Linked DNA regions of Homo sapiens: region 2 is linked to region 1. The links are chromatin contacts, found by Hi-C or POLR2A ChIA-PET in ENCODE. All regions are on one chromosome and are shown on one strand. The core of a region is the stretch at or near the end of the contact, and the rest is flanking DNA. Distances in the headings are between cores, read along the strand shown.

Region 1 (3,231 bases), core at 535-3,034:
TGGCACGATCATAGCTCACTGCAGCCTCAAACTCCTGTGCTCAAGTGATCCTCCCGCCTCAGCCTCCTTAGTAGCTGAGACTAGAGGCATGTGTCACCATGCCCAGCTAATTTTGTTTTATTTTTATAAAGATGAGGTGTCACTCTGTTGACCAGGGTGGTCTTGAACTCCTTGGCTCAAGCCATTCTACTGCTTTGATTTCCCAAATTACTGAGATTACAGGCATGAACCACCATGCCTGGCCAGGGAAAAATTTTAAACATGTCTTTCTTTTGAGAAAATTATTATTGAAAAGTTGGTTAAAAGTAATTTCTGAAGAACAAATGATATTATCAGTTTTACAGGTGTCTTACTGTAACTCTTAGAAGTTGTTAAAGTTTACTATTGAGCGCACCACTAAAGACTAGGGAATTTTTCTTTTTCTTTTCTTTCTTTCTTTTTTTCTGAGACTGAGTTTTGCTCTTGTTACCCAGGCTGGAGTGCAATGGCGTGATCTTGGCTCACTGCAACCTCTGCCTCCTGTGTTCCAGCAATTCTCCTGCCTCAGCCTCCCAAGTAGCTGGCATTACAGGCATGTGCCACCACGCCTGGGTAATTTTGTATTTTTAGTAGAGACTGGGTTTCTCCATGTTGGTCAGGCTGGTCTTGAACTCCCGACCTCAGGTGATCCGCCCACGTCGGCCTCCTAAAGTGCTGGGATTACAGGCGTGAGCCACCGCATCCGGCCGATGGGAATTTTTCTATTTGAAAGCCATTGACTCCAGAAGGAAGTGTAGGGGAGCTGGCTGAATCAGATGGTTACTTTTTTTTTTTTGAAGCAGAATCTCACTCTGTCACTCAGGCTGGAGGACAGTGGTGCGATCTCGGCTCACAGCCACCTCTGCTTCCTGGGTTCACATGATTCTCGTGCCTCAGCCATCTGAGTAGGGAATACAGGTGTGCACCACCACATCCGGCTAATATAGATGGTTACTTCTTGAAACTGCTTTGGTAAGATGTAAACTTGGGGGAATACCTCTTCTCTTGAGGACACATCTCCTCTGCCAAATGAGTGATGCCAGTGTGTAGAATGAATGATTCACTTATATTCTGTGTCCTTATCTTTGAGGAGGGCTAATTTTTTTTAACCACTTGTTGAATATGCAAGATTTACTGTGAAAATTAATGCCTTTAGTATGAAAGAGAAATTAGTGTGGAAATTGTTAGTGTTTCCAGGTGATTTTTTTCCCCCTTCCTTCCTACTTCATTATGTAGCTTTTTTTTTTTTTTTTTTAACTTCGCTGTTACTTGGCTATCTGAATAATCATTCCTAAACCATATTTTATTTGTACATTGTGTGTTTTGGTACTTGTGTTAATGGTGTACTTTGAATACACATCTGTTTATTTTAAAAATCAGCAGTTGCTGACTAGATGAAGAAAACAATGACTGATTTGAAGGTGAAAAGAAAAACTCGGGTTAAAAAAGAGTCCAGACAATGTGATTTAAAATGAAAATAATTTAAGCTTATTTGTGGTGAGAGTTAAAAATAAAGTTGGCTCCAGGTATCATTTGTGGAACTGATTTGTTTTAGCATAATTGTTTTTGAACTAGCTCGTTTTTAACTTGTATTTTTAAAGTTACACTTTTAAAATGTAGGAGTCTGTTTTGTAAACTTGTACAGCCCCTGCTAACTTTTAGAAGAGTAGAGTGGCTTATTTCTTCATGTGTGTTTATTCTGGGCTGTCATCTGATGAAGTTACCAGTTTGTGGTCAGAAATTGAGAAAGAGGAGTGAGGAAACGAAAAATATTGACACGTACACATCACCTTGCAGTGCATGAGAGTGCCCTTTTGGACTGGTTAGGAAACTAACATTTGAGCATATTTGCTCAGCAGAAACTTTTTATGTGTGAAAGTTATTTTTTTTCCAGTGTTGTGACCACTTAAAATTTATTTATTTGTTTTGTTTGTTTGTTTGTTTGTTTGAGACAGGGTCTCACTCTGTTGCCCAGGCTGGAATGCAGTGGCACAATCATGGCTCACTGCAACCTGGACCTCCCTGGGCTCAGGTGATCCTCCCACTTCAGCCTCTTGAATAGCTGGGACTACACATGTGCTACACCGTGCATGGCTGATTTTTTGTAGAGATGGGGTTTCTCCATGTTGTCCAGGCTGGTCTCAAGCTTCTAGGCTCAAGCAGTCTGCTTGCCTCAACCTCTCAAAGTGCTGAGATTACAGGGGTGAGCCACCATGCCTGGCCTGAATTTCTTTTTTTTTTTTTTTGAGATGGAGTCTCGCTCTGTCGCCCAGGCTGGAGTGCAGTGGCGCGATCTCAGCTCACTGCAGCCTTCGCCTCCTGGGTTCCCGCCATTCTCCTGCCTCAGCCTTCCGAGTAGCTGGGACTGCAGGTGCCCGCCACCACACCAGGCTAATTTTTTGTATTTTTAGTAGAGACGGGGTTTCACCATGTTAGCCAGGATGGTCTCGATCTCCTGACCTCGTGATCTGCCCGCCTCGGCCTCCCAAAGTGCTGGGATTACAGGCGTGAGCCACCACGCCTGGCCGGTAATGAAGATTTTAATAATGACTTTAAAAACCAGGCACAGTGGCTCACTCCTGTAATCCTAGCACTTTGGGAGGCCAAGGTGGGTGGATCATTTGAGGTCAGGAGTTTGAGACCAGCCTGGCCAACACATTGAAACCCTTTCTCTACTAAAATCACAAAAATTAGGCTGGGCGTGGTGGCTCACACCTGTAATCCCAGCGTTTTGGGAGGCTGAGGCAGGTGGCTCCTGAGGTCAGGAGTTTGAGACAAGTCTGGCCAACATAGTAAAACCCGTCTCTACTAAATATACAAAAAATTAGCCGGGTGTGGTGGTGTGTGCCTATAATCCCAGCTACTCGGGAGGCTGAGGCAGGAGAATCATGTGAACCCGGGAGGTGGAGGTTGCAATGAGCCGATATTGTGCCATTGCACTCCGGCCTGGCAATAGTGTGAGACTCTGTCTCAAAAAAAAAAAAAAGACAAATACAAAAATTAGCAGGGCGTTGGTGGTGCGCACCTGTAGTCCCAGCCACTCAGGAGGATGAGGTAGGAGAATTACTTGAACCTGGAGGCAGAGGTTGCAGTGAGCTGAGATCGTGCCACTGCACTCCAGCGTGGGTGACAGAGGAAGACTCCACCTCAAAAAAAAGACTTAAAAGAAACCGGTAATATCGTTATTATATTTCTGCCTGTCTTAATTCTTTA
Region 2 (3,627 bases), core at 536-3,035, 100 kb before region 1:
GGCACGGCCCTAGTGAGCCTTCATAGGAATAGATTAGTTAACACAAGTTAACTGTTAGAACCTTGCCTGGCAGATAGTAGGCACTTATAGCTGCTTGTTATCATCATTTTTCCTTTGTTCCCGGCTCTGTACAGGGTATGGGTGACACAGAAATGAATCAGCCTTAGTCCCTACTTAGGCTGCATTCGTGATCTAGTGAAGGAGACAAACCCTGGATGGTGGTACATGCTTGTAGTCCTACCTACTCAGAAGGTTGAGGCAGGAGGATCACTTGAGTCCAGGAGTTCAAGGCTGCAGTGAGCTGTGATTGCACCACTGCACTTTAGCCTGGGTGATAGAGAGAGACCTTGTCAAAAAAACAAAAGCTAGGGATAGTGGAGGGAGTAAGTTTAGGGGAGTGGGGAATAGAGTTGATGGGTATTGTTTAGGCAATTGAAAGAGTACTTCATGAGGGAAGTGGGTTTTGACCTGTGCTTGGAAGGTCAGATGCAATTTTGACATTAGGAAAGAATGGACTAAGCCAAAAGTGCTGTGTGTGACCAGGACACAGAGCAGGATGGAGATGAGACTGGAAAAAGAGCTCATCACTTTGTAAACTTCGGTCTATCTGACATCAGCCAGCAGCTCTCTTTCCCCCACGTGGCTCTACAACTCTTCCTCCACTCTAGCTGAAATGCCTTCATTAGAGATGATCTCAGCCAATGAATATGTACTAGTCACCTGTTGCGTGCAGAGAACCCTGTTCAAAATAGAAATATGCCCTGGAGGCTTCTGCTGTCAGTCATTCCATCTCGATATCGATGCATTTTAATGGCTAGTGACTTCCTAATGCCTAGCTGAATTCTGCTCTGAGAAATGGGAAGTTTTATTCTAGAAAAGGGTAGGCCAGGCGCAGTGGCTCACGCCTGTAATCCCAGCACTTTGGGAGGTCAAGGCGGGCGGATCACAAGGTCAGGAGTTCGAGACCAGCCTGGCCAATATGGTGAAACCACGTCTCTACTAAAAATACAAAAATTAGCCAAGCATGGTGTGGCGCCTGTAATCCCAGCTACTCCGGAGGCTGAGGCAGAAGAATCACTTGAATCCGGGAGGCAGAGGTTGCAGTGAGCTGAGATCATGCCACTGCACTCCAGCCTGGGCGACAGAAGCGAGACTCCATCTCAAAAAACAGAAAAAAAAAACGGGTAATGGAGTCTGGGGCCTACGAGATGGGGGATGAGCAGGGATGGGACTGGACACTGAATGTCCAAGGGTAAGAGGAGGCCTGTAGAGAAGGAAACACGCATTCACAATGGCCCTGCTAAGGACTGTCCTGCCATTTTCACATACTATAAGGTAAGCACTATTACTGTCTCCGTTTTACAGATGAGAAACCCAGGGCACAGTGAAGGATTAAGTAACTAGCCCATGCTTCCATCGCTAGAAGAGGCAGAGGCAGGATTCCAACCCAGGCAATCTGGCTCTAAGACACAGGGGAGGAGGCTTCCTGCCAAGGTCTTGTGGTAGATTCTCTAGACCATTCTCAAATGGGGGGTGATGTTTGCCCCACAACAGGGGTCATTTGGCAATGTCTGGAGACATTTTTATTGTTATAGCTGAACAGGAAAGTGCTACTGGCATCTGGGAGGAGGCTGCTAAACATCTCACAATGTGTTACCCTGTCCCAAATGTCAGTCGTGTTGAGGCTGAGAAACATGGTTTAAATGAGTCAGAGGCTGGCCACAGTGGCACGTGCCTGTAGTCCCAGCTACTCAGGAGGCTGCGGTGGGAGGATTGCCTTAACCCAGGAGTTCAAGACTAGACTGGGTGATATAGCAAGACCTCTGTCTCAAATAAAGAAGTAAAAAATAAATGAATCAGAGACTAGTAAATCTACCTCCTCTCAGATTTAAGGTCTCAGCCTCAGAGCTGAGAGAAGAAGAAATAGGGCAAGGAATCAGAAGGAAGCCTGCACTTCCTGGCTCAGCTGCTATAACAGAGACTCATAGCACATGGGCTCCATTAAAAGAAACTTCTTTCCTGTGCACGTAGCTGTCAAGAGGTGGCAGGTGGCTCTGTGTGTGAGGCCGGCCGGGGCCCAGGATTCCCTTGCCTTTTTGCTTAGTCATTCCTGGATGTTGGCCATGTTTGTGGGATTGGAGTTGGTTCACCAACTTCAAATCTGCATTCCTGTCAAAATTGTACCTAGGCTGGACATGGTGGCTCACACTTGAATCCCAGCACTTTGGGAGGCCAAGGTAGGAGAATTGCTTGAGCCCAGGAGTTCAAGACCAGCCTGGGCAACATAGAGACACCCTGTTTCCACAAAAAAAAAAAAAGAAAAAGAAAAAGGATTGTGCCTGACTTTTCAGGCACAGATAAAAACTGATTTCCTTCATGAAGCCCCCTGCTAGTTGCCTAACCAATACCCACCACCCCAATTCCCACTCCCTTAACCCTCCTCCCTCCACTACCCCGGCCTTCTTGCTTGCCAACAGAACTACCATTTTTTTTGTTAATTATTTTTCTTATTCCTTTGAATGTTGAGTGTTTGTCTTTTTCTTATTTATTTGCCAAGCTCTTTGTATATTAAGATATTAACTAAGGTGATATTAACTACTGATTATTGTTATTCCTCCAGGAAAAGCCATGGAGACTTCAGCATCCTCCTCCCAGCCTCAGGACAACAGTCAAGTCCACAGAGAAACAGAAGATGTAGACTGTACGTTTGCCTTCTCTGACCCTCTGGGCAAAACCACATGGGAGGTGGAGTCCAAAAGTAGAAGGGACAGAAGAAGACCCTGCTCAACTCACGTTGCACAGGGCCTCAAATCACAGCTGAAATGGGGAAGTAGTGGTTTTACACACATGCACACACACATTTGCATGGTCCAATCTGTCCTCCTGTGCTGTCTAGCTATGGGGACCCTCAGCTGCTTGCCAAATCTCAAGAATTCTCTGGGGGCTTGGGCTGGCACTAGGGAGCACCCCTAGAAGGTGGAGAGGGTCCTGTGTGACCCCAGAATGGGGAATGGGAAGGTTTAGGACTTGATCACACCTCATCTTGGCTGTAATGTACAGAGGATCCTAAATTAGCAACTACTCTACAGAATCTAGCTGTCTCTGGGCAAGGCAGGGGGCTTAGAAACCCCTTTTCTGGCCGGGCGCGGCGGCTCACGCCTGTAATCCCAGCACTTTGGGAGGCCGAGGCGGGCAGATCAGAAGGTCAGGAGATCGAGACCATCCTGGCTAACACGGTGAAACCCCGTCTCTACTAAAAATACAAAAAATTAGCCGGGTGTGGCGGTGGGCGCCTGTAGTCCCAGCTACTCAGGAGGCTGAGGCAGGAGAATGGCATGAACCCGAGAGGCAGAGCTTGCAGTGAGCCGAGATAGCGTCACTGCAGTCCAGCCTGGGCAAAAGAGCAAGACTCCGTCTCAAAAAAAAAAGAAAGAAACCCCTTTTCTGAGTCCATATTCAGATAAATCTCTGTATTGAGCCTTCCGTGAGCCCCTGGCATCTCTGAGAGCCTTGGTCTCCTGCATGTTGCATTGGCTCTAGATATTTGGGAAGATAATCCAGTCCTTCCTGGCTCTCCAAATCCAAGTAGAACCCTGGAGAGGACTGGGTGGTCCCTGGGGTGGGAAG

What was found. A loop is a pair of places that touch in the nucleus more often than their neighbours do. ChIA-PET counts read pairs that join two places held with the same protein, here RNA polymerase II (POLR2A). Pooled maps may share reads with other maps.
Region 2: a pooled map shows a loop between it and region 1 (2.8-fold over the local background). The contact joins two enhancer-like sites. A Hi-C loop is called at or near these places in 2 of 50 pooled maps. POLR2A ChIA-PET finds 5 or more read pairs at or near these places in 3 of 52 experiments (H1, HCT116 and activated CD4-positive, alpha-beta T cell).

What each region holds. Positions count from the first base shown.
Region 1 is chr3:12,646,329-12,649,559 of GRCh38, reverse strand. The region is part of intron 1 of RAF1 (Raf-1 proto-oncogene, serine/threonine kinase); the gene reads left to right. Among named protein-coding and RNA genes, the nearest start is that of RAF1, 16 kb to the left of the region's middle. RefSeq lists an enhancer at 783-832. Within about 2 kb of position 1,784, at least 5 of the 41 ENCODE cell types and tissues checked have a DNase peak (open chromatin) inside an H3K27ac peak, as active enhancers do.
Region 2 is chr3:12,748,834-12,752,460 of GRCh38, reverse strand. TMEM40 (transmembrane protein 40) reads left to right here. Exons shown (of 12, transcript NM_018306.4): 2 at 2,621-2,701. The coding sequence starts at 2,629. Among named protein-coding and RNA genes, the nearest start is that of TMEM40, 8.6 kb to the left of the region's middle. RefSeq lists a silencer at 2,691-2,840 and an enhancer at 3,111-3,160. Within about 2 kb of position 1,785, at least 15 of the 41 ENCODE cell types and tissues checked have a DNase peak (open chromatin) inside an H3K27ac peak, as active enhancers do.